6 separate regions of the Mus musculus genome follow, and regions 1, 2, 3, 5 and 6 are each linked to region 4. A link is a loop called in an ENCODE intact Hi-C map of the cell type or tissue named here. Cell type or tissue: left cerebral cortex. All regions are shown on one strand. Links, peaks and the distances in the headings refer to the core of each region. The heading gives the core; the rest is flanking DNA.

Region 1 (5,364 bases), core at 928-4,927, 380 kb before region 4:
TCCCATGACCTTAGTACAGTGGCTGCTTTGAAACACCAATCTATTTAATGATGCAAATTACAAACAGAGGGAAAACATCAGAAGAATCTGTCTGGAAATTAGCTTGTTTGACTGAAAATTAGCAAGCTTAATCGAACTTGCAGGATTCAGATGTTCTCTGCAGAAGCATGGTGTGGGGCTGTGGGTCAGTTTCCGTGATTTCAGTACTGAATAGATCCTCCGGGAACATTGAAACTGATAGAGGAAAGCTGGGTTATATCTGGACACTCTTAATAAACAAATTATTTAGTGGATGTTTATTATACACCTTATATTTCTAAAGAAACACTCATGTGATAAGTCTGTGTGTAGTCAACATAGAGAATGTAAGCTAAGTTACTGGTATATTTAATACTTCTTACAATGATGATTGTAATTCTTCTTTGGGATTATAGGGTAACTCTATGTCACCTGTGTAGGCGCAGGAGTTTATTTTGCTTTGGTTTAAGGATATGCTATGGAGGCAGTGTGATCCAGTTCATGCAGAGAGAACCCTTGTAAATACTGAATCTAGTCAAAGACTTCAAAGACTACTTAAAACACAAGACTACCATAGTCATGAATAATTCTGAAGGTCAAACATTTGTGCCATGTAGAGATGACAGTATCAGGTCATGAAGACCTGTATTAAAACAGTGATTCTAAAATTAAGAAAAAGATTCAATCACATTAAAGCAGTACTTTTACTTTCTGAGGGCTGCAAATAAGCCCTTAGGAAGGACTTTGAGCAGCTTTAGAAATATTTGTGATTTCATATTTTTATAGATTAATAGGGTGACTACACTTGTCTGTTTATAATATCAGAGCAGAAGTCCTTAACCATTTGTGGAATACACCTTCTGCTGCATGCCTAATCATGCAATCTAACTATGTATCTGACAAAAAAAAAAAAAAAAAAAAAGGGCACAGAAATAAATGGTGATAGTCACTGCACCAGGAGCATTAGTCTCAACTCAATTGCTAAATGTTAAGTGTATAATAAACACATAAAGTAGCTTTCTGTCCTATAAAAAATAAAAACTTTAACTGGAGAAATATAGTAGTTTGCAATAGAAATAGGAATCCCTTCTAATGAATATACAGAGTGGAAAGGAATTTACTACTAGTGTTTGTGTATCACAGTAAAATAATACTGATTATTTTAGGCAGATCATGTCAAAAAGAAATAGTGAATACCTTTATGATTTAAAGATTTTAAACAGTAGATTGCATTATTATTTGTTATCATAGAGTTTAAGTTTTAATGAAAATTGCTGGTATTATTTCTGAAGTTTCTATTGATAAATCTGACACTTCATAAATATGTCAAATTTAGTTATTGGGTACATATTGTAATTTCTAACTTTTCATGAAAAACATAATTTATTTTTGAAGCTAGTTTAAAACATACATGATTATTTTATAGTGTCATCTCCATTAAGTTTTTAAAAATATATGTTTTGGTGATGAAATAGATTTGATGTTGGCACAGAATGCCAATATCAATAGCACAATATATCCTACTTATTTAATAGTGATATTCCATTCCATCAGTTAGATGTATTGTAATTCTCTACTTGAGCCTTTTTTGCAAAATATGTAATAGATACTATTCAGTGTTCTACTATGCTTTGAATAAAATTCATTGGCTATCATTAAATGCTTAAAAAATATATTTTCAAATTAATGTGCATAACTTATCTATCAAACCATGTTATTGATTTCTGCAGTCTTTGTTTAGCTTGCATTTAACATTTTGTTCATTTACTTAACCAATGTCTTTAAATTGATGGAGAACCAAGAGAACAAGGGTTCTCAAAGAAATAGGTTTTAAAACTGTTACTATGAAGTCAGTGCCTCCCTCTTCTGTATACACTGTCTTGTTTGTCAGAACAAAACACCAGTGACATTTGGTTCAATTTTGTTATAAACTTGATAAACATCTAGTATAAAAGCAGTTGTTTAATTATTCTTTGTCAGTTGTGGAAATACATTCCACAATAAGAATTTTTTCTTTCCCTTTCTTTGATAGGTATCAGCATTCCTAGTGACACTCAGACTTCGTACTTAATACTACACAATTTTAATTTCGGGATCTGAACAATTTTCTGCAACTATCCCACCTCCAGATAGAAATTACCTCAGATTCTTCATCTCCCTTCCTTCCCGACAATTTCCTCTAGGCTCTCTTGCAGTTTTGTCCATTGTTAGGGACTGACAAGTAGCTCACTGTTCATGCTGCCTGCATTTAGCTATTGTTTCAAGCTTAAGTTTTCTCATCCCTGGGGTGGGAGACGCTTAAAGCTTATCATAAAACGGTTTTGCCAAAGTACAATATGGAATCACACAGACATTCATACTATTTTTCTATTTGGTTTGCCTTAATCTTCCCTTCTTGTTTGGTAAATGAATCCTCTTATTCTGTGATCTGAAAATATTGAGTGCATGAGGTCTATCTAGCGACTGAGTTAATTGTAACGCAGAATATATTTACACAATAAGCTTTTGAGTTCATATAAGTTATACTGTGATCCATATAAATAGATGATACAATGTAATACATATGCAATTAGAACATGTTCATATTAGGATATATTGATAATGTACTAATATATGTACATTAGACTTATTAATATCACTGTATATGACAAATCGATTTATTAATTTGTTTCACTTCAAATATGACTTTTGTGAATTAAAAATGCAAATGGCTTGTAGGCAGGAAGTACATTTTACAGTATGAAAAAATATCTTCATAGGAGACCATAATGGCGATGAGTTCTTAACTTCCCCTTTGGTTTTGAGTGAAACCTCCTTTGCAGGTGGAAGGTGGGAGGAGGGGCGAGATCTTTGTGTAAAATCGCGGTGCTGATGGAGGCAACCCGCTTTTCTGCTGCAGATGCACATCCATTCTGACACCTTAGGCTGTGGACAGCTCCTCTGCTGAGAAATAGCGGCTGGCCACAGTTCCTTCGCACCCCTCCCCCATTTGCTCCTTGCATGCCAATGATCTAGGCTCTGGGTGTCAGCTGCAATGCCTGACTATCTGCAGCAGGAGGCTACAAGAAGGACCCACACTGGATGCACGTTTGGGGGATCGCTGCCACCCTCTAGGAGAGGGAAGGAAGCAGGGGCGGAAGGCTGAAGAGTATCTCTTTTCACACCTCCCCAGATCTCAAGGTCTAAAATACAGGGGCCTATAAAGACAAGAAAATTGTATTTAAGCACACTACCTTGTTAAAGCAACAAGGCCACTGTGTACCAACTGCCTGTAAGACGTCCCTTGTCAAAGACCTCGTGCCTTTAGAGGAGTCTTTTTGCTTTATGGAATAGCTTTTTAAGAAAGTGTCTACTTGTTTACTTATTCTCCCGTCATCACTAGGTTGTTTGTGCTGGCGGCACATTCTGGTCATTACACAAAGTAAATATTAACAACAGGAATGGAATGTGGAATTGCCTTAAGCATATGCAAAATTAATGCTTTCCTTTCTGCAGGGACAAAGGCAGTTCAAAATGAAACCTTCCTGAAGTCAGCATCGTCTTCATTCTAAAAATGAAACTTTTGAGTAGTAATTAGCTAAAAAAGAAAATACCGAATATTGGACATGTTAAGTCAAATAAACACTTTAGTCAAATAATTTCTATATATTCTGCAATTTTAACTTTGCATCCTGTGACTTCCTGAGTAAGAAGTCTTACTTAGTATTCCCCCGTTTTCATAGTGTAGATGTACTCCAAGGCACCAAGCACATAGAATGCACTTACACCCTTCATAAAAAGATCTGATTCGAGGCAGGCAGCCAGAGAGAACTTCAAGAATTTGGCAAAGGCAAGAACATATCTTAACCTACCCCAAAATCTCATTTTGAACATGTAAAATTTCAGTCACTAAAAAAATAAAATAAATTTAATTATGTATAGTTTAGTACATTCTCCACAGAACTGGTACCAGAAATAGTTTAAGAACAAACTGTCCTAAGTTTTATTTTTACTGGATCTGTAGGTAAAACTGCCAAAACTGTCACTTAAAAGATGTGTACAAGATTTTGGAGTCCTCATTTCTAGTTCAGAACTTTGAAACTAGCAGTCAAATATTTGGATACTCACCTGTTCGGTTGTTCAGATAAAAATGCCACGACGGCCCAAATCATTTTTTCCTCTAAATGGAATCAGAAAAAATAATCTAATAAGAGACAGAATAGAAGAAAGGCACAACAGCAGGAAGAAGAAGTTACAGTGTGTCTTACTTTGACCCACTTTAGGAGCTTTCCCTTTCTAACAGGCTATATTTACACAGACACTATCAGCATCTCTTAGAACCTCTAGGCTCATCGCCTGGATGGTGCTTGCCATTGTGGACTCAATCCACCTCCCCATTGCTTGAACCATGGGGTGCATTATGTTGGTCTAATGTTAATATAGCAATCATATTAGAAGGGAAAAGAGCTCTTGGAGACCTCCCATTTCCAAAGGCATTGGACCCACCTTCCCATGGCACTGCCCCACACAAAAGGAGCAAGACTGAACATTTCTTGTTGTTCTCTGTATTACTTTGGTGGAGAAAGATCACCATGGTCTGATTTAGTGTTTTCAAATAAGTGTGCCCTCTGTTACTGTTCTCTATTGAGAGACAACACAGCCCAAGCAGAGAGTTCAGCTTGGCCACTAATGGAACACAAGCAAGTCTTTGTCAGGCCACAAGTGATTACTTGAACAAGTGCCAATGAAGAAACCAAACATTAGAACTGGGCACTCCAGACCCTCAAGACAAAGGGCCAATTGACTTGCCTCATTAGTTTTTGTGCCAAACATGTAAACACAGTTTCCTCTCTATCTTTGATGCTCAAAACATGCCAGCTTGTTAACATCTTGGGTGGTACTGTGGTTTATGAGTCTGTAAATACTATAATGTTGAATTGGGTACTCTTCTCTCTTTATTGGAAAAGAGATTTTTTTCTATTTTTTTTTAATAATAAAAAGAGGATTTTTCTGGCAGTTTCCAAGACTGTTATAAGTTTTGACAAAATGATCAAAAATAAGTACATATAAAAAAGAAAGAGAAAAAAGAAGATGTGAGAGAAGAAAGGTGAGGACGAAGGGCTAAGCCAGGGGAAAGGCAGCTGTGTTTTCACTCAGGTCTATTATAAATGTTTACAAATGAAAGGGATGCCAAGTGTTGCTGCTCCTTAGGTCAGGCTTAGACCTGCGGCTTACTCTACCAAGAACACCTACATTAAGAATTTTACATCAGAGGTTTATTGGGTGAGCGATGCCTTCTCTGTTTATCTTTACTTGTTTCTCTCTGCGTTGGCGATTTACCTTTTACACCTGTATTTTTTTTTCATA
Region 2 (5,364 bases), core at 621-4,620, 850 kb before region 4:
TAGACCCTGGGTCCGAGCCCAGGTGCTTGCCCGTGGCCCGGCCGGGGCCGCGGACACCAGGCGTCCGGAGAGGCGGTGGCCGCAGCAGGCCTGGTTCGGTCTCCGCAATACCTCACTTAGCCCAGATGCCCACAGCCGGTCCCCTGTCCCACGACAGAAAGTCAACAGCTGCGAAAGAGCACGGCAGAAGGAAGTCTCAGGAGGAGCCGTCCCGGCCTCGGGGCGTCGGCCCTCAGTCCCCGACTCCCCCAGGACCCTGAGTCTGACGCTGCCCCGCAGCGCGCCCAGCCAGGGCTTGTGGGGCCCGAGGGACTAGGGGAGCGGAGGAGTTGACAACAGGGCTGGGCACCGAGCCGCCCAGGCAGAGCCAAAGAAACCTGGCAGCCACTCGCCGGTGCCTTCCGCTGCTGTAGGCGACCCGCCACTTCGTGGTGGCCGACCAGGGCCCGAAGCCTGGCCTGGGCCTCGGCCGCAGAGCTCCCGCCGGGCAACCGCGCCAAGGAAACGCTTTTTTCTCCCTTCCCCTCCCCCTTCTCCCCAGAGGCAGCTTCCGTTCTCTAAAAGCATTAAGAAGAAGAAGGGGGAGGAATCTCTGGGGCTCCTAACCCCCACCGCCGACCCACATCGGTCTAGGCTCCGTTAGATGCTGGTGTTCTGCAAACAATCGCCAAACTCACACAAGTTTCCCCCCACCCCCGAAAACCATCCACTTTAACTGAGGTGAGGGAAAATGCGGAGAGAAAAAAAAGTGAAGGTTGGTGTTTCCCTAAATGCAAAACATCAGAGAGGGTTTGAAAAGAGCTTTGCGTTCCTTGCGAAACCTCCATTGTTACTTGGCAAACAATGGGAGCCTGGGCGACTGCAGGGCTGTGAGAATGAATAGGCGATCCACGGGATGTGTGCGGGTCAGTGCTTGCGGTCCTGGGCCTAAAGCCCCTTTCTCAGCTTGCCACAATAAACCCGAGCAAGGTTCAGTCTTTACTGGGTCACCGGCCATCCTCTATTATTCAACACTTCACAACAAAAAACACTTATTAATCAGCGCTGACCAGAGGCCCCCTTTGAAACAAGAGAGGAGACAGAGAGGGAGAGTGGGAGAGGTGAAGAGAAGATTGAGAGCCCTGGGACAGATCTTTCTCAAACCAGAGCAACCATAGGGTTCTTTCCTCCGGTGGCCAAAGTTTATTTGACACAACAAAGTTTTTAATCAGGCCAGAGAGACTTGCATTTCTCATTTGCCTATTTCCTTGTCTTTTCTTCCGAAGACTTTGCAAGGAAGGATGGCTTTAGGTCAAATTGCTAAGGTCTGATCTTAAAGATCTAATTGCTATCGGAAAAGAAGGCTGTTTCCCAGCTGGGCCTCCACTCGAGATGGTGCACGGAAGACTGTCCACTCTGCTGAGGGCACCCTGCTGATGGATGAGGTGTCAGGCCAGTTCGTCATGTGAGCACTGGCTTCCAAATGGTATGAGCAATCGTCAAATGTGCTTATTGCTGATACTGAACGCAGTCTGTAGATTTTATACTTCATGATGTTTCATGATCCATATAGAAGACTGAACTTGCTTGGTACAGTAAAGAGAACTGTTCTTGAAGTGAAAGAAAGCGATAAATAGTTTTAGGGATAGAAATGGTTCTAAATGGTCAATACTACCAGAGCTTTCTTTACTCAGAGTTTTTTTTTTTTAAATAGATCTTATTTTATGCTTGTAACTTGGTTGTTTGTCTGTCACTTATTCTGCTACATCAGCTTTATGTATTAATATAATCGACTCAGAACTCACCTAGACAGTTTTTTGATGGCAAAATTTCCCCACTTTCTGACTGGAAATTGTAAGCCAGTAATTCTTTTTTTTCTCCTTCATTCCTTCTTTCCCTTTCTTATTAACTGTTTCACATTTCTCAGGTTGTAATTTAGTCAAATGAGCAAAGCTCTTTTGTAAAGGCTGGTGTTTACAAGTGAATAGAGGCGAGAGATATTGAATCTTGGTTGTTAACCGACATTAACCAATTATTTACTAAAGAAATAGAGATGAATATGAAAGTATTCTTTTAAGTTTAAATTTTCATTCATGTGTACTTTTGGAATATTGAACACCCATTTCACTTGTTATGATTCAAGAAAGGTTTTAAATCCAGAAAATATTTGTATGAGGGATTGTAAACTGACCAAATTAAGCTGTAGAATGAGATGTCTTAGTAATGAAAGCAAGCATGCAAAATTACTTGGTAGTAAAGCAAATTGGAATTTGCCAGATTTTATATATAGAAATGTTAAAATAGTTTGTGTGGTTTGGTCTCAAGAAGTGCATTTTACTTAGATGCCTACAAGTCAAGATTGCATCTCTTATGTACGAAATATTGTGTGATTCAGATTTTGCAGAGCTCGACAGTTCTTGCAATGGAGTAATCAACTGTTATCTGAATTATTTAAAGGCTGGTATTAAATAAAGGCCTTGGAGTTGAATGCTGACAAGCTCTCACATGTAGTAGGCAGGAGGAAGTTCAGTGGTCTTTCCTCTCGGTAGGTAGATATACTTTCAAGATTATTTTTTCCAAATGTGGAGAATGGTTTGTAAAATTTATGCACAGATAAGAACAATGAATAATTCTTTTAGAAATTTTTCTCAAAATGAGCAAATAGGATTATTCAGAGAAGCAGTAGGCAACTGTTCAATACACAGTAATGTGCCACCTGAAATATAATCAAGACTGTTTCACACACACACACACACACACACACACACACACACACACACACTCACACACACACACACACACACAGAGGAAATCTAGTCTGATTCAGAAAAATAATATTTTGGATGTAGAATACAATCATTATAAACACTAGTATGTAGGACATGGCTTTTTTGGTTATATTTTTAACTTTTGGCAATTGGTTTGACATCCTAATTTTCGCAGAGCAATGTGTTTTGCATTTGTGTAGATATTTCTATTTGTAGACAGGAGGTACTAAATGCAGCTGATCTTTCACATATTTTCTTGTGAGTTTCATTGAATAAGCAAATAAAGAAAGTTTTAATCTGAGCATATAAAGCATTGCATGTGTATGTGTATCATTACATAGTATACCATTTTAACACATACTTACAGATTTTAATACCTTCCCATTCTTTCCTTCATTCTTCCTCTTTCATCTTCATAAAAAAAACAGAGAAATTAAGTAAATGGTATTGTAATGACAGTCTGTTAAATATACCAGTGAATTTGTATGGAAATTAGATTATCTTCTACATTTGTCAAAGTACAAAGATATAATACATATATAGATTCAGCAAATGTTTAAAACAGAAAAAATGTTATTTGTTAATATTCACCACGAAGGCAATATTTATTAAATTTGGTGTATCTTTATGATATCATTAATATTATTTCCAGGAACATTAATTCTGGGCTAGTACATACACATAGTTTAGTCTTTAAAATAAAATATATCTGGTTGAACTCTAAAAGAGATGTGAGAAAGCAAGGTAAAAATTACTTTGTGAGTATCTAAGTCATCTACTTACCATGAAATATATATCTGTCTTTTAAAAAGCCATATGGATTGTTTTCTTTTTGTACCAATGATATTTAAATGTATTTCAACTACAAAGGTAAACAAATGTCTTCATAGAGTTGAATATTTTTAAACCTGTAAAAAAATGGCAAGATGGCATGAGATGGCCTTTTAAAAAGTCATATTCAGTCTGGTCAGTTTATTTGGAATTATATTTCAGGTTTTCTTTGATTTTCCTTCAAGGCAGTTGTATATAATCCATTTTTTTCTTATTTTCATCTTGAACCTACTTTGTCACATTCAATTTAAATTTATATCAACATGATCTGACAAACTAGAACCAATAGGTTATCATTAAGCAAACTGTAAACTCCACCAAAATGTTGCCTTTGTGCTTATTTTATCTAAAAGTAAATCAATTGTGTTTTTTATGATAGGGAGGAGGTAAAAAGAAGCTAAGATAGATTTTAGTTTCTCCCCTTTGTTTTTCTCAGTTGTTAAAGAATTCTGGTTAGCAGTGTACACTTAAGACTTCTGTGGAGATGCTCAGCCTGTTATTTATTTATTCATAAGCTTCGAGCTCACTAGAGATTCAAAGTTATATTTAAGAGAGCAGAGGCCCACATGATATATGTTTATTTGATTCTTCAATCTAAATACTTTATGAGTATACTAATAGTTATTTTTAAGAGAAATTTCATTAGGTTTATATGATGTGCACTTAAACATCTGTGATATGCTTCTGTGTACGGTAGGATATAATACCTCATTCTTATTGGAATAAAGGAAAGTAGACATTCAGACTGAAACATTTCTCTAAAACTATGTTCCTTTTTCTTAGCATAGTATTTTCTCAACTAATTACATTTTGTCTAATATATTGTGAAAACCATTTTTGACTTTGATATCAGTTTCTCAACCAGAAAACTATGTGCTTATTCAATCATTTATGACAAGGAAAATTATTCTAGAGAATTTTTACCAAGTTATCTAAAGATATACTTGTATATGCTTAAACTGCTTTACATTCTAGTGGTTTACTTGTGTTTGTCATATTGTTAAAGATAAGAATTTAGTATTCCTTTTAATAATGGTTGCTTTTTAAGAAGATCAAAGTCAAGTGTTAAAACTTTCTATAAAATAAAAAGTATATGATTTAACACTTCACCATTTTGTATTTACTTCTCTGACTTCTCTTGTATTGCCTCCTTCTTTCTTATACTCTTCATTATCTCTTTGGCTTAACAGTGTTTCTGCACCACAGACAGATTCATTAATCAGTGATTACATGTTTCAAACTGATCTTTTGGTTAAAGAATGTATTTGAAAACACCCTAAAAAACCAAACTATGCTGGTGGTATTCATTTAGTCCTTGGGTTTTGTGGTTTAGAATGTAGACTGATGTTCTTAAACTTTTATAGTCATCAACGTGTTTGATTTCTTTAGGGGCTGCATTTAATACACAAGGTGTGAAAGTGGGGTATTAGGCACTAGCATCTAGGAACCAAATAGGGCTTTGGTGGCGTTGTTAGTATTATCAAAATAATCGTTTTGTGCCAATAAGGAACCTCATTTCTAAGCTTTTCTTCCTCTATCATTCTGCTTTTTACTAAGTACTGAGAGATCCCTTGAAAATTAGGTTCTGATAAAATTAATTTGTTTGGTATCTGATGGCAAAGGTATCAAGCAGAAGCAGACCTTATGTCATTATTGGCACTTTGGAGTTCATGCAAGTCTGCAGCAGTATGAGGTTATTTTTTGGATGAACACAATGTTTTATTTCCCAGTAGTTAAATGTACATTGCAGATTCCTGAAGACCATATTTAAAATTAAAACCCTCAA
Region 3 (5,364 bases), core at 838-4,837, 680 kb before region 4:
AAAACTGAATATTGGCTAGCATCCAAAAGAGGAGGCTATGCCCTCACATATAATCATGCATGTCCACATAAAATAAATTCTCTGAGGTCATCTAAATCATTATTTTAGAAAACATATTAGCAAATAATAATGTATCATGAGATAATATGATCAAATAATAATAAGGGTTTAAAGGTGAACTAAACAGTAACAGAAATTAATACTTTAAAACAGACAAGAAGATAGGATACATGTACATTTTCTTTAATCATATTTCACATGTAATCAGCCATTTTGTAATATTTCTCTATGCTATTTTCTCTAAGAGAACTTCAGCTGTACTTTGGAACGAATCAAATTATTTACAAGTACTCTGAAATTTCAAACTATTCATATTACACCAAATAATAATGCAATCTTTTGTGTTTGGGGGCATTTCTAAATTTCCTATGATTTTTGCACCACTGAGATTGAAAGAAGTTACACTGTGTTTTAAGAATAGAATATTACTTCTTCAAATAGGCCACAAAGACCTTCTTGAAACCCATTAAAATAGGCTCTCCAAAATTTACAAAAACAGCTAAGTAGCTCAATCAAGTTAGATGAGCAAATGATTGCATTGCTCCAAAGACTTTAAATATACAACCTGAACTAAAATGTGAATGTGTGTAAACCTGGAATGTAGAATGAAGTTTCATCAGTGTGAAACATTCTTAAGAAAAACAAAGAACACACATGTAGTAGTAGAAAAGCTCACTCCGTGTACTCCTAACTCCTAACTACCTTTCCAGTGTTTCCTTTTCCATTTGCTGGTTCATCCTCTTTGATAGGAAAGGTTAAAGTTGGCAATGCAATTTTATTGAAATTTACTTGTTTATAAAAATGATTAATCAAATAAAATAGAATAAAATATGCATGTAATTTCTCTTTTTCAAAAAGATTATAGCAAATAATATATTGATTTTTAAATAATAATTTCTTTACAACATTAATAGATGCTACATAGAATCTGACATTAGTGTATAGTAGCATGAATAGAAATAAAAGTACTTTTTAAAAATATAGAGACATTAAATATGTAAACATTGAATAACCATTAGATTTGATGTCAAAAATTTTAGAAGGATTTGAATTGACATTATTTAAGCAAAGTGTAAATATGTACTTGTAAATAATAAAATAAGCACCATAAACCATCTACAGAAAGGGTTTTAAGTCTCCATTCCACAAAGCTATTATTTCATAAAGTGCATATCTTTGAAACAAATGGAAACTTGATATAGTGTGGCAGCTCAAATGAATGTAGCTAGCATTTTATGTAATTATCTTCTTTATTGTGATATTTAAAGCGTATCTGAGAAAAGTCTGCTAGTTTTGTGATTATTTGTTTTTTCTTATAGCTATTTGCAGTATATTTAATTTCACTGTTACATCTAAATTTTCTCTATTCAGTTTACCATCTTATTTATAGAGGAGTTTGTAATTTGCATCCCATAGCCCATTTTAAGAAATTTAAGGAAAGGAGTAGACACTTTTAATTGTTTTGATAGTCACTGTTCTCTTTGAGTATGTGAAAATCTGCAAAAATAATCCAGCTTCTCAAGATAATCATAGCTTAATTTACTGTGAAGAACCATTCTAAAATAGCCAGAAAAAAAATTCTATAGGTTCTATTTGAAAAACTGAACAGAATAAAAATGTATGGCTGTAGTTTTAGCTTTATCCCTACTTGTTCATTTGGGCCTAGGGTTAAAAATACATGTATTTTTGAGTATCACTTTATTTACTGTCATATTTCATTTAAACTAGGTATCTAATGGTTTGGAAAATAGATTAATAATCAGGCACAAAGATTTATTGAAATAAAATTAAATGCATTTAAAATTAATTATGTGATTTGTTTGATCTTAATTTAGGTCAGCATGTCATGGGGTAAAACCATTAAACTTGGAAGAAAATTTGTTAAATTTTTGTTTCAGGACAACAAATCATGGGTAATGTTGGAAAAAAACTGGATTGTACATAGATTGCTCTTTACCCAAGATGCACTTCTGTCTGCAAGATTCTGAATAGAGACACACCTGCTAGCTAGCTGATAACACTCAGGGGTCATTTCATTGAAGAAACTGTCAGCCAGGAGGAACTTTAAAAAAGCCACAGACAAAATCATGACCTGTACTGTTGAGAGGAAAGAGGTGTAAAAGCAGAAAGGAATTGTAGATAAGTGCACATTGCTTTATACCATAACAAACTTTTACATGTAAATTCAACCAAATAGGGAAGAATAGGAAAGAATGTTTCCCTCTTCAGTAGAAACAAATTAGATTGTTCAGCTGCACACTTGGCTCTCAGCCAGAAGAGTCGTGTGCCATGCTTGTTTGCCTACCAGTGCTGCTTAGATTGGCAAATGCCCATGCAGTTTGAAGAGGGCAGGCAGATGACTGGATGCCTGCCAGGAAGTGTGTGGGACTGATGCCACTGCTGGACTCCATAGCCTGGTAGGAATGAGGAGTACAAAGGCATTCAATAATCTGAATGTCCCTTTGCTTCAAGAGAGTGGTGCCAGGCAGCATTTAATGAGAGATTGCTTTGTTACAAAGTCCTCAACATCAAGTGGGCTGGTGAGCTCATTAACCTGACTGCAGCAAATAAAAAAGGCACACTCAGAAGACTCCCATGATAGCCTACTCAATAGTGTAAGAGCTCTTTTGCTTCCTTTATGGTGATCCATTAGCAAGCAGCAGTGTAAACACCATAAAGCAAGCCAGGTTTCTGATTGTTCAACTAAAGTCTGTTTCCCCTTGGGGATTATATCACCAGTTGATATAGGATTTTTTTTTTTTGTCTTAAGGTTTCTATCCACTGTATAATGACCTTCTTTGCAATGAAGGATTTCGAGGTTACTCTTGACAACACTGTTCCAGTTAAGAGGACATGAACTGTTCAGGTGTCTGCAAGGAGATAATGATTTGGACACAGAGAAACAAACAACAGTGGGCACACGAGGAACACTTGCCTTGCACATAGAAGCTCAAATGATGAACAGGCTCTATTACTTTTTTTTAATCATCTCTTTAGTTTTTCCCTTAGTAGTGCTTTATTTTGTACATGAGGTAGGCTAACCCTGAAGTTGGAAGCCTTCTCCTACTGAGGCCAGACCAGGCAGTCTTCTTATATGTGCTTTATATATGTGCTGGGGGGCTCAAAACAGCCTCTGTATGCTGCCTAGTTGGTGGCTCAGTTTGGGGGTGCTCCTAGGGTTAGCTGAGACTGTTGGTCTTCCTATGAAGTTGCTCTCCTCTTCAGCTTCTTCAATTCTTCCCTAATTCAATCATGGGGGTCACTGGTTGGGTTTAAGTATCTGTCTTTCAGTCAGCTGCTGGGAGGACCTTTCAGAGGACAGCCATGCTAGGTTCCTGTCTACAAGCACATCATAGCTTCAGTAATAGTGTCAGTCCTGGGTGTCTTCCCATGAGATGAATTCCAATTTGGGCTTGTCTCTAGACTGTCTTTCCTTCAGTCTCTTCTCCATTTTTGTCACTACAGTTCTTTTAGACAGGCACAACTCTGGGTCAGAAATTTTGACTGCGATTTACCCCATTCACACCCCCGCCCTGCCCCTTGAGACCTTGTCTATCTACTAGACTCTTTGAGTTCCCTCTCCCCAGTGTTGGACTTTTCAGCTATCATCACTCCCCATTGAGTTGTGAGAGTCTCTCACTCTCAGGTCTCAGATGCTTTCCCCCTCCATCCTCCAGGTGACATATTTCCAATCATTCTGTTGGCCTTTTGAGCTTCTCTCCGGACTCCTTCTCATATCTGATACTGTTCCCCCTTTCCCCTTCCCACATTCCCTTGCCCACTCATGTCCCTCCCTCCCTCTGTTTCCTGTGATTATTTTCTTTTCCCCTTCTAAATGGGACTGAAGCATCCTTACTTGGGCCTTCCTGCTTGTTAGACTTTTTGCAGTCTGTGGGTTGTATCCTAGATATTCTGTACATTTTGGGAAATATCTACTTATTAGTGCATACCATGCATGCTCTTCTGGGTCTGATATAAGTCTGATAGGTCTGCCTTTATATGCTACGTGGTCTTTTCCCCTTGCAGCTTTTAATATTTGTTCTTTGTCCCATGCATTTAGGTTTTGATTATTATGTGACTGGAGGATTTTCTTTTCTGGTCCAATCTATTTGGTGTTATGTAGGTTTCTTGGACATTTATGGCCATTGGTTTCTTTAGGTTGGTACGTTTTCTATGATTTTATTGAAGATATTTTTGATCCTTTGAACTGGGAATCTTCCCTCCTGTCTATTCCTATTATTCTTAGGTTTGGTCTTTTATTGTGTCCTTGATTTCCTAGATATTTTGGGTTAGGAACTTTCTATGCTTTGTATTTTCTTTGACCATTGTGTCAATATCTTCTATGGAATCTTCTACACCTGAGATTCTCTCTTCTATCTCTTGTATTTTGTTAGTGATTCTTGCATCTATAGTTCCTGACCTCTTTCCTAGGTTTTCCACTTCCAATGTTGCCTCCATTTGTCTTTTTTTTAATTATTATTGTTTCTTCTTCAATTTTTAGGTCTTGGACTATTATCTTCAGTTCCTTCACCTGTTTGATTGTGTTTTCCTGTATTTCTTTAAGAGGTTTACTTGTTTCCTCTTTACAGGGTTTTACCTGCCTTGGTCTTGCAAAGATTATATGCTCTAGTACAGGGGAATGCCAGGGCCAGGAAGTGGGAGTGGGTGGGTTGGGGGGCAGGGAGGGACAAGGGTATAGGGGACTTTTAGAGAGGAAACTAGGAAAGGGGATAGCATTTGAAATGTCAATGAAAAAATATCTAATAAAAATTCACATTTAAAAAAACAAAAACAAATCAAAATCACAAAAAAAAAAAAATAAAAATGATATCCTCCTTCAAGGTCTCCTTTATCTTCCTGAGATGGGATTTTATGTCAGCATTGTGTGTTTTGGGTATGTTAGGGTATCCACAGCTTTCAATGGTGCGAGAGCTGGGTTCTAATGGTGCTAAGATATATTGGCTTCTGTTGATTATGTTCTTGTGTTTGCCTCTTGCTGTCTGGTTATCTCTGGTGTTAGCTGGCCTAGGTATCTCTGTCTGGAGCATTGATTATCATTATCATCATTATCACCAGTAGTGATAGGGAATCCTTTATTACTTTAAAAACCTTAAGTTCTTATTCTCGCAAAAGCAAAATGTAAGAGAAGACCCAGTTAATCAACCATCTCCAGACAACAATAAACAGTGATCAAATCTTTTTTTTTTCCATTTTTTATTAGGTATTTAGCTCATTTACATTTCCAATGTTATACCAAAGGTCCCCCATACCCACCCACCCCCACTCCCCTACCCACCCACTCCC
Region 4 (5,364 bases), core at 938-4,937:
AACTTTATCACAGCACATTTCTCTTCTGAAGTCTTTCTGAGGCTTGTCCTGAGAATTGGTCATGGAGGGCAGTACTGGTAGATAATGCAGACTCATCATCACGTGCATACATTCCCTTCACAATGTTTCACAATCACACACAACACAAACATACAAACACATAGCTTAGAAACTTCTTTTCCTCCCCTCTTCTGCCATTTTCAAGTAACATAGTCTCATACAGTTCCTCCCCCCTCACATCATCTTATCTCGGCCACATTATTCCTCCGGAGAACAGTCTAGTATCTTTCTAACTAGAGTGTTAATTCTCCTGCTTAAAAAATAATAATAAAAGAAAGAAAGGAAGGAAGGAAAGAAGGAAGGAAGGAAGGAAGGAAGGAAGGAAGGAAGGAAGGAAGGAAGGAAATAGATGATCGTGATGATCATCATGATCATGATATTTAACAGGGTATAACCCTGCTTGTCTCACAAAGCTCACACACACACACACACACACACACACACACACACACACACACACAAAGAGTACACATGTCATTTTGTGCCCTACAGTGCAGGGAATTCTGGCAGTTTCCCACACCTTTGCTAGTATGAAGGTCCAGTTCATTTAAATACAGAAACTGAAAACATATAGAAATATTTAAAGCTAATTGAGCAAAAGAACAGAAATGAATTATTGCCATTTTAAGATCATAAGTAAGGGAAACAAATGTGCACTAACTAGTCCTCTCCCCCATCACACTTAAAAATTTCTTGAAAAAAATGGAAGGTGGAGCAAGGGAAGAGAAAAGGTTAAAACATAAACTGGACAACCATGAGACAATTTATAATTTACCTTTAAAGTGAATCAGCAAAGGAAGGCCTGATCTGCCATTTGCTCTGAGGACTCTGGGGTCTCACACTGAATAATATTCCACATCCCATTTTGATGTTCATCGAAATTAACAGTCAGCCATTTTATGAAATATTATCTTTGTTAGCTTTACCACTAACAAAAATACACTTTCAATTTTTCACAATCACATACAACATCTATTAAAGCAATCGGGGAAATTAGTTTGAGATAAACTGTACAGCGATTTTATTCATAGCCTGCCTGTATCTCACACTGTCAATCTGCATCACAGCTCACTAAATAGTGCCTAATGTTTATTGCATTTAACTGAATGTATACGATTCGGAGGGTTCGCCAGGGACCGATTATCATAATTATACATGTTGCTATGGAAACCCACAAGTCTATCAGTTTTGATTCATTATATTGTTATACCTTCTAGCACTTTCTAATTATTAGGTGCCCATAAAAAGTCTCAGTCTTGCTGTTACTATAGAAATGAGCTATAGACAGGCCTCAATTGTTAACCCTTAAAGGACCAAAATATATAGACTCAGACAGCTGGTAGCTCTTTATGTAGCTGAAATAGCTAATAATTCCATCTACTAGTAAAATTCATAAGTGATTTACTGTTGTTAATTTCTGAAAATACTTCAGTTGGACAGCTAATGAAAAATCACTACAGATTTAAGGAGATTGTCCTGAGTTTGAGATTCCCTCTCCTTATATATTTGCTCGGGTATTGACAAAAGACACACAAAAATGAACATGGAATGAGCGATCACAGAGTGTACAATGAAAAATCTTCGGAGACTGATGCCTTCTTTCAGAGAGAAAGACACACTTGCTGGTATAAACATGGAACTATATGTTATGTGATAAAACAGAGAGATTAGAGTATAATAGAGAAAGCGCAGTGTGGGCGCAAAGTCTTTAAATCAGGCATCCAAAATTGCTTCCCAGCAATATGGCTATTTAGGTATAATTTAATATTGTACTTAAATTGCAATTTGTAATTTAATATTTTCATTTTACTTTTTCTCTTACATTCACCGCCAGAATATGAGAAAATTGAACAGGACTGAGCAGTTCGTTGTCCCCCTAACCCTCCTGCTATTACAGTTTTCAATTAGAAGTGCCTTTTAATTTAGATCAGGAAAGCTCTCCTAAAGTGACAGCTCGCCCTTCACACTGCATATCTATTTATTTCGGAAGTCAACACACCATTCAATAACCTGAGAACAGCCCTGATTGCTATGCTAATAGTATTCAGAAATATGTCGACACCCGATAGAAACAAGTAAACTCAGGCTAATTCATAAAGTGAATGGTAAGCGCCGAGGACGCCGCTCCCACTCTCCAGTGCTGCAGCTGGAATCTTAAGGTTACAAATTTAATTTTTCCCCTCCCTTAGGGAAATGAACACTATATGATAACCAAACTGAAATTACATTTTGCCTAATATTACAGCCTAGCCCATTTGATGTGGCTTGTTTTATTATATAAAGCTGCAGAAGGAGGCCACCGAGACAATGCCTGGAAATGCTAATGCCTCGGTGAACCAGGAGATGTGGCTTCAACCAGCATTCCCTTCAGCTCAAAGCTGAATGTATTTTGCTTTGTGCGGAGGGGGGAGGAGAGAAAGACTGGAGAAATTTAAATGTATGCTCATATAAAAAAAAAAAAAAACCAACAGCACATGTTAGACAACCATTTTTTTTTTCATATTACAAGCCCAAACCACCACCATCCATAGCAGCTCCTCGTCAATTAGGAATCAATCAAATTGTATAAGCGACAAAAGAGATAGATATTTGCATGTGGAAGTTCAAACGCAAAATAACAGAAAGAACCACCAAAGCCTTTTGTTCCTGGCTCTTATGGTACTACTGTTGGCTTTAGAGAAAAGTAGATTTGCTACTAAATACAAAATGTAAAGCAGATTAGGAGTAAACTGTATCAGACACTTTAAAAACTCCATTCATCAGCACACACATATCATATGTATATATACAGCCTAGAATTAATTTTTTTCTTAATTTATATTAAAATTAGTCTCCTGCTCCAAACTAGACATTGGTTATGCAGAATAATGCAGCTATAGATGTGTATTTTTACTTACTCATAAAGAGCAATGTTTAATAATAAATATCCTATTTTAATCTTGAGTATATTTTATTCTTGAGATTATTATTCCACTGAAACCACTAGACATTTTAAACATCAATAGAGCCTATTCTGTACATTTTGAACTAAAAAAAAAACACATAAAGTCAGGAACTAACAAAATACACATGTGGAGAAAATACAGCAGTCTTTCTGGATGATTCAAAGAACTGCATGGGCCAGGATCATATGCATTTGACTAAGCAGCCTAAGGATGGCAATGCCACCATTGCTTCAGCAAGCAAGCACTACTTGGTGCGAACACGTCAAGGATACCTAAAGATCACCCTAAAGTTCGTGAATTCTGGGGGACTGGATGAGGTTCAGATACCATGTCACAGGGTAATTAGGCTAAAAAGAAAAAAGCATAGAAAGTAAGCCATCTAGGCAAAAAAGGTATCAGTTCCTGGGATGCTATTTATTTCCTAGAAAAAGAGTAGAGTTTGGTCCATGAATTAATTATATGTTGCCTCCTACCCCAGTAGCCAGCATAATGTGTTCAGTGTTTTTGGTGACTCAATAAATGAGGACTTATCATTCACGGTTGGACATTAAAATCCCAGAGAACAAAGGCAATAAAAGCAACTCCAAGCAACAAAAACTCAGAAGATATACAATCACTATCCACCAAACTGACATGTTTTTAGGATTCATATTTATTAGTAAAACTTTGCGTTGAGGAAAAGATCTAGTCAACTAGAGAAAGTTTAAATTACTTGGTTCTATTTGTTGTTTTGTTTGCTCATTTGTATTGAAAGGGAACGTAGAAGGAAACACTAACCACTTGTAATTCTCTATGGCAGAGAAAGGGCTCACTGAGAAGGTGGGTTGGTGGCCTGGATACTCCTAGTCTCGGTTGGCAAGCCCCAGGCTGAGTGGGTCACCTCGCAGGAGAGCACCAGGTGCAGGTACATGTAGCATTAAGTAGAAGGGTAAATCAGAAAATAAATGAACAAATAAAACAGTATTTCTGCCAAAGAGTAAGAGGGGTAGTCAGTCATGGTTAAGTATACTAGTAACTTGAGGGCTAGAAAGATGGCTCAGTGGTTAAGAGTGTACAAAGGTCCTGAGTTCAAATCCCAGCAACCACATGGTGGTTCACAACCATCCATAATGAGATCTGTTGCCTTATTCCAGGGTGTCTGAAGACAGATACAGTGTACTTACACATAATAAATAAATAAATCTTTAAAATTTTTTAAAAAAGAGGATACTAGGAATTTGAAAGGTGCCTTTAAGCAAGGTTTACCTCACAAAGTAGGATGCAGACTATCTCGAAATCTCTTTAATGTGATTGTTTGAAATGCATGGTTTATGTGGTTAGATAAAATGGAGGGGAGCAGGGGACACGGACTGATCTCTAGAGTGTCAGAGTCATTCTGTTGTTAATAGCAAGTAAGTGAGTGCATTTCTAAGTGCAGCCTGTGCTTAGGGAAGAATTACCTGGAAGCCATGTGTCAGATATAGAAAGCAAAGAAAGGCATTGTCCAAGAAGCCCTTAAAGATTATTGCTTACTGCATGCAAGTGAGCAGTTTATTCCAGGGGAGAGGAAAGTGAGGACTTGTGACAGAAACAAGAATTAAGTTGTGACCAGAGAAAGAGTGAAGTGTGGATCCAAATAATCAGGGGATAGACACAAAGTCAATGACAGGGCTTTCATTGGAAATGAGGTATGGGTGCTAAAACACCAACCTGATTTCTGACACTGGTATTGTTGATAATGTACAGCAGGTAGTCGAACAAATAAAGAAGAAAGAAATGGGAGGGTTACAAAAATGAAAAGAGAAAAAAATACAATAGAATGTTAAGAAAGACAAATAGCCTACAGAGGGTTTAGATGTTCTGTGGGCACTGAATCTAGTGTGTATGGAAGCCAGTGAATGTGTGTGCATGGTAGGTGGAAACATACAAGTAAAAGAGGAGATGGCAGTGAAAAGCACAATTTGAAAAACCATGTGTGATAAACAGCACAACGAAAGGAAAATTTATAAGGAGAGAGCCTGAGAGAGTCCCAAGAACACATGAGACCTGGAATGAGGGGCCCTTTTACAAATAAGAAAGAGGAAATTGGTGATGACTCAGATTTAATCTGGGATTTGAAAGTGTGTGTGTGTGTGTGTGTGTGTGAGAGAGAGAGAGAGAGAGAGAATAGGGACCAAAGAATGCATTCAAGTGGTTTAAAAATTGGAAATAAAATGAGTAGGAAAGCAGACTTTAAAGAGCTAGCTTTTGAGACCATGATCTAAAAATAAGGTTGAAAACTGAAAGGGCAAAGAGCTATTATAGCTCATGTGAGCAATGGGCGGTTGCGATTTTACTCCTTTGCTTAGGAGAAAACCATGGATGATTGCCAAGCAAAAAT
Region 5 (5,364 bases), core at 921-4,920, 120 kb after region 4:
AACATTTCAAAAAAAATACTTGTTACTAATTCTATTTTGCTGACATATGCCAATTATATTCAGAGATATTGTTCTGTAAGCCTGTTGGGTCACACACCAACCTAAGAGAACAATGATGCTGGATTAATGATTGCAATGAAAGCTTTCAAGTTCTCATACTCAATTACATGCTGACAAATGTACCTGTAAGTCATACAAATTTATAAAATTGAAATAACTGCATAAAGTACATATATTTTACACACTTGCCACAATCCCTGAGAGATGGAGACTCTCCTCTTTTTTTTTTCACATTTGTAATATTCTTTCCTTATTTTTCAGCGAATTAGTCAGTTGTATACATGTTTAGCCACTTCATCACTTAATACCTGTATTCACTCATCTCCATAAGACATTTCAAACTAATGGAGAACAATATAATCTACCCACTGAATGACCTTCTGTGGAAGCCCAGTTGTTTTATGATTATGGACACATAATTTAACCTGGAGAACTCATATGATGATAGAACAAATGAAGCAAGAGTTATTAAAAAGACTGAAATTAAGCAGAACTATCAATGTTTTCAGGTATTCGTTCATTACTTTCATGACAGAAAAATGCAAGTACACTCTTATAACCACTCAGAAGATAGGAAATTTGAGATACTGGGGTTGGACTGCATGGGAAAATATTGTGTGCATATGGAAGTTAAGTTCCTGGAATTTGCCTGTATTCTGTACTGATAGGTCTATATCTGCTAGCAATTTGGGGATTGTGAGCACACCAAATGGCAAAACTACTAAAGACCTTGCCAGTGTGAATGGTTAGGTATTAGGTCATGATTTACATCATTATAGATTATTTCTTAGATTTACTGAGTGAATGAAATATATTTTCTTTGTGTGTATGTGTGTGTGTGTGTGTGTGAATGGAAAAAATGAAATGAGCAAACTTTAGTTTGCTTAAGTTAGAGATAGTACATGTATATCAACATTAGTCAGAAGAAGCCTTAAGAATTTTATGTAGAAGAGATTCTGGTCATACTCTGGAACTCAGGGTATATTCTAACTTTACTTTGGATTAAAACAAAGCTAAATTATAAGTTTCCCTTAATTTTCCCTTTCTAGTTTTTAGTATTTTCAAATTTTAGTGTTATCAAACTCAGCCACAATTCAGAAAATTATTGCAAAATGAAAGATAGGTGTTTCAAGTAAGAATTGTCCCAATAATATTATATCTCCTGTGTGAAGGGAGACGTCTGAAAGAAATAATTAATCTATTTAGTGGAAATCTGTAGAAATCCAGGGAAGAAATCTCATTTTCTTTTCAAAGCAGCTTTTCAACACAATTTGAGTCTCCTGAGTCCTTCTAGGTTTTCCTTGACACTTTGTGCTTTTAGAGATAGGTCAAGCATCAAGTCCATCTGAGATTTATCTTATGCATCATTTCTCCAACACAGATTTACCCCCAGTGTAGAAGTCAAGTAGAGTATTTAAGCTAGTGGTGGTTATTGTATACTTCATCACATTTGCATGATCTTTTTTCGCATCTTGATTAACAAAAGGATTTTGTAGTCTTTCCTTGGCTTTCCATTATTACCTTGGCTTTCAAGGTTTTAGAAAAATCTCTCAATTGTGCAAGAAAGTCATAGTTCCAGTAGTGTTTCTTCATCTTGGTTTGGTTAAAATGTGAGGTCATGAAGTTTGGCCACTCCTCTGAACCTTGCTTTGCCTTTCTCTCCTTCAATGATATCATGCTGGCATGCATCCGTGAAGTATCATTCATTCTCCCTTGCACTTTATTCTTTACCACTTCCCTCTTCCTCTTACATGCACATATACACACACATCCGCACAGAGAGGAAAATCTATATGTGTCAGACATTCAGCAAGGGAAAGACAAAGGCACTGAGTTAATTACCCATCATTTACTGCTGCTGAGAAGAGCAGATGGCAGCAGACGATATGTAAATGGCAAGGGGCAGTGAATTATTCGATTTTTTTAGATTAATCGTCGATGACAAAGAAAGTGATTACAGGCTGTGACATTTATACAAATGTATAAAGTACATCACACTAAAAAATTGAGCTTAATATTATTATGAGGGTGTCAAGCATATAAACACTATTGTCACAATAGAAAGCAACAAATTTACAATAATCCAAGAATCCAACCTCCCTCTATCTAAAAAGTTTATAGAACCACAGACTCTAGGGCGAAAGATGACTCAAGTCTGAATATCATGGAATAGTTTTGTAAAGTAACCAGATTATACCAAGGCAATCTATGTATGCAGGAGGATGATGCATATTGAGGCATAAAGCAAAACAAGATTTTCTTCTCAACTGATCTAGTGCCTGCCTTAGAGAGTGGGCTGTAAAACAAAACAAAACAAAAAAGGTGCTAGTAAATGAGAAGTAGACATTAAAATAAAACACAATAATTCACAATGAGGTCCATCAAGGGTGTGGATGAAAAAATAATTCAAAAAAGGAAAAAGAAAAAGAAAGATTGCATTCCTATTCCTTAGAAATACTATTGTCATACCAGACGTGTACAGATAACGTCCCTATAATCTTTAAGAACACAGTGAAGAAATTTCTGCCCAAGATTCCTTATTGAACACAGACAAGTGCTCACATGTATGCTTGTGCAAACACACACACACACACACACACACACACACACACACACACAAACCACCACCACCACACCAACTCCATTCCTTTGCAGGAAAGAAGCAAGCAGAGTAGCCTATTATTTCCAGTTGCTTCAATAATTAATTGGTACATGAGAGAATCAGATGCTTTCCTTGGCAGATCAGAGAATTTGCCCCATCATCAAAATGTCCTCTATCACCCTGTTATTAAATCTATATGATGTTGATATTATTATGAAAAGAGAGCCACAGAGCCACATTTGTTCTCTGAAAGCATTCCAGCCACTGCAGTCCCCGAGGCTGCCCTGTGGGATGAGAGCTCATCTCCAAATATTAAAATCAAGAAAAAGGAAAAGCTTGGGGCACATCTATTTATAGACTTCAAAAATACTTTCAAAATATTCAAAGCAAAACATTACCAAAATTGCTGCTGAGTATTCCACAATTGTACACTCTTTGTTGACAATGGACTACCATTGTCAACAAAGGATAGGGCAGGAGAATGGGTCAGGAGCTGGTTGGGGGAGGGGTGCTGTTAGTCAGCAGCCCCTGCAGCAGCAGTGGCAACACTAGATAGAGCATTTATGTCTGGCAGTCCATTTTGAATGAACATGGGTTCAGAAATAAAGTGCAGGCAGAACCAATCTGCCCTGAAGAAAAGCACAGAATAAAATATTGCACAAAGAAATGAGAATTTCCAGGGTGGCTTAAACTGCAAACCAAGCTGGCAGGTGCGCAGAGCAAACCATTAGCATTGTGTGCCCTTTTCGAAAAATATAAGTGTTTTGCTTTTTGTTTAGCCATAAAAGGAATATTTACAGATGCAAATAATTCTGATTTATATCTTGGTATAAATATGATACCGAATATCATTTAAAATATTTTAAATAGCTTTTAAAATAGTTACCTGTAAATACATGTAGCTGGAATTATATATGAGTATACTTGCAACTTAGTTGTTCTCACCTTTAATCAAAATTGAGTTCAGGACAAAACCACATTATTCTTATTCAGCATTTTATATGGTTATGAATGCAATCTTTTCTGAGTAAAAATAATAAGCAAAACATTAGTTATTGCCTGGATTCTATGACAAATAAAATGGGGGCAATTGTTTTAGGAAGATGCTGGGTAGATCAGCACCATGAGTGTCTTTCTCTTTGTACTCTTGGGTTATGACTTAAAGGTACAGTGCTTTGTCTTTAATCTTAATATTAGTGCGTAAAATATAAGCCAAGTAAAGTAATACAACATAAAAAGAGGAGAGTGTTCTGGAAGACTTTTCACTTAGAGATTTCACAAATACATGTGAAAATTAACAACAGAAAAATAGCAGTCTCTTGAAGCTGAAGATGTTTGCAGCTATTGAACCTTAATTAAGAAATTCAAAATCTGTGTTCCCCTCAAAAAATATTTCATTTTAATAAAAGTACCTCAAAAATATTTTAAAAATATTTCTTATTCATGCACATATTTTCTGTTGGATATTCTTTGGGTAGTAACAGACATCTCCCCTCCTCAGTTACTGCAAAAGGCAAAAGGCAAATGGAAATGAAGAAATGGTTGTTCAGATTTCATGAGAATATCCAGGCTGCAACAATTTATACAATGCAATATTTCTGCTTTATCAAAGAACCAATTAATAAAACAACAGGAATGAAAGCAGTACTGTAGGTAACCAAACACAATTTTATTTGCTTCATAACAGATTATAGTAGGGACTTGTGCTTTAATAAACACATATCACTTATTAGTATTTATTAGCAAATTTATGTATAATTATATAGTGAAAAATGTAAAAGATCAAAATTATTATATAAGTAATAAGTATTTGTGTTTTTAACAGGAATTATAAACACAAAAGATATAAATATAGGATTATTATGTATTATTATATTCTAGCTACTAGTGCTTTACCATAACTGTACTTTGTCAATCTCCATTGCATTAAAAAAGACTCATAAAGAAATGCATTTGCAGAAATAGAAGCATTTATAATGAGGCCTTTGTTCAAAATAGTATCTAGAATTTATTTTAAAGGGATTAGTTTAGAATTTTAGGGAAATATAACTTAGGAAATATTGTCAAATAGCAAAATGATTTATTTCAGTAGAATACTAGTAATGTCACTAAATTAGCTCTGCATTAAATGAAACAAGAATTTTTAACTACATGTAAGAAGAGGGTTAAAATTTGAAAGAGCTTTCTGCTTACAGAAGGTCATAAACATTTCAAAGCCCACAAAAGAAATCCAATAAAATAAAGCATTTCTTAAAATTGAAAGACAAAGATCTCGCTAGATTCTAGAGATAATTTATGGGTTTTGTTTATTTCTTGTTTTACTACAATAGATATATTGTAAGCCTCTGCAATCTGAAATAGAATTACAAACCTGGCCTAGCACAAAGAAGTATACAATTCATTTTAGCTTATTCTAGTGCTTCTGTGCCCCACCTTTTAAAACACTATCATTTCTCTTTGTAAAATATCTTAGAAACGGTTTTGCATTGTGCATGCATACAAACATATATTCTGCATATTAAATATTTAGCTTCATTTTATATACATAATACATTTGTTTATAACAACAATCAGCTATTCTCCAATGGCAGAGATAGAAAGCCTCTGCAAGAGAATACATACAATCGCTCCCTCTCTTTTTAAAAAATATATCCAATTGGGGTAATATTAATAGTACTTTAAAGCACAGATTATCTCCAATT
Region 6 (5,364 bases), core at 608-4,607, 850 kb before region 4:
AGAGCTCCTCAGTCTCTCTTGCCTTCTGCACAGCCCCCAGTCAAGGTCCAGGCTGGCTCAACACAAGTCAAAGTCACCACACTTGGCTTCTGTCTCCTAAAATAGAGACAGTACTACTTTCTCAATCCTCATCTAAAATCTGGCACGCACAGCCAACACCTCACCATGGACAGAGCTAAGCTCCAGATGAGCGACCACCTCTTCATTTTATGGTTAAGGCATATCTGCATCTTTCGTCCCCACCATTGTCCTTTCCCCAGGCCAAGGTCTAAATTTTTTATGCTTATTCTTATGAATGAAGACAGGCTGGAGCACCTTCCTAAACAATGACTCCCAAACTGTCTCTGCTTTCTACCAGAGCCCTGGGCCACCATTACAAGAACCACAAGAGCCCATTATGAAATGATCAGAATACCACCAAATTCCATTTAATATCCTTCTCAAATGCTTTTTAAATATTTAAATTTTTAAAATGCGGGTGTCAAAAACATATCTATCATCTATGCTAAGAAACAAGGACATTCAAAGAATTGCAGTTTCATTCTCTGGACAAGCACGATGGCTAAAGATCCGGAATTCATTGCCTTACAAATCTCAACGTCACTTGAATTTTATTTCAAATTTAAATGTAAATTGTTTTTTTTTAATTTTTCTAACCTGTGTGTTGTTAATGATTTATACGATCTTCCAGGCCTTTACAGGTCACAAAGAAGACTGGTTACAAAATAAGTCAGAAGTCACAGGGTTGAAAGTGAAAATTTAAGGGAGCAGTTATATAATCCACAAGAGAAATAATTGTGATGAATTTCACTTCTGAAAAGGTTAAGGTAATGAAACTCATGCAAAAAGCAATATAGTTATTTGACACAGAGCCACAGTGAACCAAACCTGTGCCCTAACCTGGATCAATATGTATGTGAAAGTCTGTTGTTTTCCTGGGGGTTAGGGTGAGTGTCCGTCTAACCAGTCACTGCACAGTTAGTTATGCACTATAGTGTCTGTCCAGAAATAAATGGGGGTATGGGAGTCATATCTCTATTCATATTATCCCTGTCTATCAAAGTGGCATTTAATTTTTCCAATTCTATGCATTTAGAAACCTAGTCACTGATAAAAATCTATTTAATTTGCTCTAGTGTCATTCAGCTAATCCCAGACAAAATATAAAATTTCTCTTTCTTTATTCAGCTGTATGTCCTATAACAAACATCCCATACCAAAATGAATGTATTTAAAACTGTAATTTACTAGTGACATAAGGTAGAAATGACCTTTAGTTTGATTTTTAAAAAGTCACATCCATGAGAAAGGACAGATGTTGAAGATATGAATTATCATTTCCTTAAAACGTGGTAGAATGCATACAGTATCCCTTAAATTCAAATTTTAGTTTTAAATTCAAGATTTATTCCAAATTGTTATAAAATAAAATTTTCGTTGCCTCCAACAGATGCTATGAAGGTAAAATTTCACACACAATTTTGCTGGAGTCGGTTTGCTTAATAACTAGTTCGCTGTCCATGGTTTTGATCCATATGAAGGAACAAGCTCCAGTGCTTTGGAAAATTTTAAGTCAATGTGTTTCTTCATTAATTTGACTTCTTAACTTTTTAAGATTATATAAAAGGAGGAGAATAGTATGTGAGCCCCATTTCTTCTTCATTCAGCTGTTTTCATTTTTTTTCTGTATTTCTCACCAAATGAAGTACCAGAATCAAATGGGGAGAGGGCTACATTTCATTATTTCTGAACTGACAAACGATCGCTCAATGCACCTATACAAAGATCTTTAATAAATAGGATATAAAATTTTCATCTGCCCACTTTGTCTCACCCTCTCCCCTCTGGCTAAGAAAAGTAACACAGAGCTCTTTAGTCTTGTAGAGTCATCTTTGTTTACTTTTGAATATGGCTTAGCTAGACCAAGAAAATTTATAAAATTGATACTCCAAGGAAAAAGAGAGAAAGAACGGAACAATACTCCTCTGGGAGATCGTCCTGTCTCTATTGTATCTTCATACAGCTGTGGGCAGTGTAGATAGCTATCTCACATCTACAATGAGCCAATTCTGAAGAATCCCCCTACTAACCCCAGCACTTTCTATGGCAGTGAGGACAGCATGATGATGAAGTGACTAAGGCTTCTTACTCAGTAGTTCTTTGCCCCAATACCAATAGCATTTCATCTTAGGTTTAAAAAAATCTAAAGACTGACACAGTAGAGTAAAAATAATCTTGTCCTGTGATTCTCCCAGGGATGACTGGAGAAAGGAAAAAACACAATACACTACCCCACCCCCAAATGATTGGTGGTTTTTTGTTTTGTTTTGTTTTGTTTTCATTTTCTGCAGGTTATCAGAGGAGAGGTATTATTTTCATGTATGTGTATAACCACACACTTATGATCTAATGCCCTCTAGAACTACAAATCTTTAAAGGGCACCGACCAGTACAAATTGTTTCTATTCAAATATCTGGACAGCAGGGAAACAGACCCTTGGTTTCAAAGCAAGGTCCATACCCACCGGGCCAAGGGGCCCAGCCATAGCCGCTTCCGCTTTTGCTTTTCTGGGTATAAGAGGGCTGATTCTTGCTCCTGCCCCTCAAAGTATTGAAAACTTGGGAAATCCTTGTACCGGAAGAAAATGGCCTAAACACAATAGGACTCGCCATTTTCTACTTGCGAAGCACAAAGCGCTTGGCGCTGCCTGCTACACAAAGGAAGCATGGGCCGCAGAATTCTTGCATATTTTCAAGAGGCTAGAAAATATCTTCCGCGAATGGCAATTTATATTGTTTGGTCACACACACACACACACACACACACACACACACACACACACACACACACACACACACACAGAGGCATCCTCACTTAGCCCTGATGTCTAGAAGATCCCAGCTTTAAGGTTTAAGTTAAAAACAAAACAAAACAAAACAAAAACGCAGGAAAGGCTCGGTTCCAGAAGCAGCGCTCAGGGCCGTGTTAATCCTCCCAAGACAACGGGTGTTAGCGGTGGGCAGCAGAGGGCTCTAAACTAGGTGTGTTGTTGTGGGGATGGAGGCCCATCATCTCCCAGTCTAAGATCTCTCCTTTTGACTCCATCCTGTCCCCAGAGCTCGTCCGGTAGCTCCGTAGTCCTACCCTTTGAGCGACAGGAACCAATCTTTCAGCGAGGATGTTAAGCTGGCAGCAACTCTTAAGGATGCTCAAAGCGCGGGAAACCCTGATCTGTGCGCCTCCCCTGCCCCCAGCCCACTGCTACAATCCACAGCATAATAACAGGACTCTATTACTAGCCTAGGTAAAATGCTGCAGCTTAGGTACAGAAAAACAAAACAAAACAAAAACAATGCAGGAAGCCCCTACAAATAAAAACATACAGACACAGGCAGCAACTCTGCTCACAATAGGAACACTCAGTTCACCGCGCGAAGCAGAGCTTAAAAACCCAGGAAAAGACAGACAGTACTTACAGCAGGTGAGTCCTTGAATAATCCATGGTCAGGTCCTTCGGTTTGTTAGTCTGTGCTTTAAAAAAAAAAAAGTATATACATCTCTGTGTATTTGATTTTTACATAGCTTCCATCGTTGTGAAGGAAAGAAAAAAATCTTGAAGACTTGAGAGCATGGGGGAGGGGGCGGAGATTTTCATTGTCTACGCTCTGCACACGCAGCCCAAGATATTGCTCTGTGGAGCTCCTTCCACTTTCTGCTTGAAATTCAGAAGCTTTCTACTCAGCAAAGAAGGAGTTTGGCACACACCCCCTGCCCCTGTATTTCTCCTCTCCTCTCCTCTCCTCTCCTCTCCTCTCCTCTCCTCTCCTCTCCTCTCCTCTCCTCTCCTCTCCTCTCCTCTCCTCTCCTCTCCTCTCCTCTCTCTGTCACTCACCCTCTTGCTCTTCTAAAGCTAGTGTTCTCTCTCTCTCTCTCTCTCTCTCTCTCTCTCTCTCTCTCTCACTTTTTTTTCAAAAGAGGGCAGGTCGCTTCCTGCATCCCAATGAGTTAAATCAGGCACTTCTTCTCATGCATCAGCAGCCTCTTTAACAATCCGAGAGCTGCAGGCACAAAAGAGCATTTAGCTGCCTCCAATTTGTGTAGAAGGCCTGCCCTTAATTTGTTTGAGGAGTATAATTAAATCATGAATTTCACGAAATATAAAAATACAAAATTCCTAACCTCAGCTAGTGAACCGCTAATGGTAACCTTTAAAAACAAATCTCTCCTCATGTCCCTGTTCTTAGCCAGACCGAGAACATCTCAGATACGCAAGAAGACAAGAGTTCGGACTCAAACCTAGCATGCCTTCTCCATTTACACGTCAAGGTCACACTGATAACATCCCTCAGTGCTCTAAATGAGAGCCTTTCTATTTCTTTCCTTTTAAAAAACAATAATATTCTGAATTTTTAAAATTGCCTCAGGAAGAAATTAAGTCATTTGGGAAAATCTGCTGGACTAAATAAAAACGTAAGTATGTTCTTAATATGAAATAGGATCAGAATTTGCTATACAGACACTAGGTTGAGGAGTTCTACAAATAGGCCTTGCTCGGGAGAATGTTTTCAACTTTTCCAGGCAGGACTCTGTGGTCAGTGAAGTCTGAGTTCCATGGGTTTTGATCATGTTTCTTCCAGCCACAGAGTGGGCCTTATGGGACATCAGAGCCAGAGCCTATCAAGCTTGCTGAGTCCCAGAGGGCTTCTGATAAGGAAAATGCTGCTTGTTGTTGGGAGCAGGGGTTTGGCTCCCACTCCTTTAAGTAGGTTGGGGCGCAAAAAGCAACTCTGCATTCCTGCAGTTTCTCTTTCAGAAAGAATCCAGACCAAGCCATTGCTCTACCTCAATGAAGGTGGTGGGGTGGCAAGGCCACCTTCCTCTCTCACTCACCTGCCACCCCCCCCTCCCCCAAGGCCACTGCTAGGAAGATACTTAGGAGTGTTTTTCTCCTTCCTAGTGCTCCCATCTTCTGGGAAATTGTAGAATCCCTTACCACAAAAAACTTTGAATTGTCAGTAATTTGCTGCTAAGTCTACTGTCAGCTCCTACCCCCATTTCTCATTCTAACTCTAGTCAAGAACCCCCCACACTGGAACACTGGAGAGGTGCAACTTCAGTACTACCCAATGGGAACAAAACATGTCACCACTTCCTGACTGTAAATGTTCACTCTGATACTCTAAGTCACCCTGGGCGTTTGAATTAGGCCATGTTTCACCCTGAGCACAGAGCTAAGTGAACTGGGCTATAACTGAGCTGTACCTCTGTCTGCTTGAAATATCCAACAAGCGTTCCTACGAAGATACTTGGAAACGTAAAACAAAATATGAAATAAAACATTCTAAAGAAAAGATACGTTCTTG

Evidence for each region. Peaks named below come from ENCODE experiments on the same cell type or tissue, not always from the same donor. Only the 100,000 strongest peaks of a DNase experiment are listed, where the experiment ranks them.
Region 1: it touches region 4 in a loop (4-fold over the local background); 6 of 42 quality-filtered maps call a loop at or near these places.
Region 2: a loop joins it to region 4, with 8 times the contacts of the local background. A loop is called at or near these places in 6 of 42 quality-filtered maps.
Region 3: it touches region 4 in a loop (7-fold over the local background); 3 of 42 quality-filtered maps call a loop at or near these places.
Region 5: it touches region 4 in a loop (5-fold over the local background); 6 of 42 quality-filtered maps call a loop at or near these places.
Region 6: a loop joins it to region 4, with 9 times the contacts of the local background. A loop is called at or near these places in 6 of 42 quality-filtered maps.

What each region holds. Positions count from the first base shown.
Region 1 is chr3:17,317,089-17,322,452 of GRCm38, reverse strand. It overlaps Gm30340 (a long non-coding RNA gene), which reads left to right. Exons shown (of 7, transcript XR_880680.2): 7 at 1-5,364. Among named protein-coding and RNA genes, the nearest start is that of Gm24963, 68 kb to the right of the region's middle. In left cerebral cortex, for the core only: a CTCF peak has its summit at 3,068; DNase peaks (open chromatin) are centred at 3,061, 3,333, 3,811 and 4,167; H3K4me3 peaks cover 333 bases; H3K27ac peaks cover 957 bases.
Region 2 is chr3:17,781,312-17,786,675 of GRCm38, reverse strand. Gm30340 (a long non-coding RNA gene) reads left to right here and starts at 696. Exons shown (of 7, transcript XR_880680.2): 1 at 696-754; 2 at 1,266-1,465. In left cerebral cortex, for the core only: no CTCF peak of the experiment used is centred there; DNase peaks (open chromatin) are centred at 914, 1,383 and 2,412; H3K4me3 peaks cover 2,410 bases; H3K27ac peaks cover 3,659 bases.
Region 3 is chr3:17,613,960-17,619,323 of GRCm38, reverse strand. The region is part of intron 2 of Gm30340 (a long non-coding RNA gene); the gene reads left to right. Among named protein-coding and RNA genes, the nearest start is that of Gm30340, 170 kb to the left of the region's middle. In left cerebral cortex, for the core only: no CTCF peak of the experiment used is centred there; a DNase peak (open chromatin) is centred at 2,427.
Region 4 is chr3:16,935,610-16,940,973 of GRCm38, reverse strand. No RefSeq gene overlaps it. Among named protein-coding and RNA genes, the nearest start is that of Gm42184, 75 kb to the right of the region's middle. In left cerebral cortex, for the core only: no CTCF peak of the experiment used is centred there; DNase peaks (open chromatin) are centred at 1,745, 2,112, 2,380, 3,279 and 1 more place; H3K4me3 peaks cover 1,233 bases; H3K27ac peaks cover 1,909 bases.
Region 5 is chr3:16,817,245-16,822,608 of GRCm38, reverse strand. All of the region lies in intron 1 of Gm30223 (predicted gene, 30223), which reads right to left. Among named protein-coding and RNA genes, the nearest start is that of Gm30223, 2.8 kb to the right of the region's middle. In left cerebral cortex, for the core only: no CTCF peak of the experiment used is centred there; DNase peaks (open chromatin) are centred at 1,911 and 2,892; H3K4me3 peaks cover 340 bases; H3K27ac peaks cover 1,250 bases.
Region 6 is chr3:17,788,294-17,793,657 of GRCm38, reverse strand. Mir124-2hg (Mir124-2 host gene (non-protein coding)) reads right to left here and starts at 3,737. Exons shown (of 3, transcript NR_033490.1): 1 at 3,478-3,737. In left cerebral cortex, for the core only: no CTCF peak of the experiment used is centred there; DNase peaks (open chromatin) are centred at 3,258, 3,679, 4,047, 4,607 and 3 more places; H3K4me3 peaks cover 3,857 bases; H3K27ac peaks cover 3,812 bases.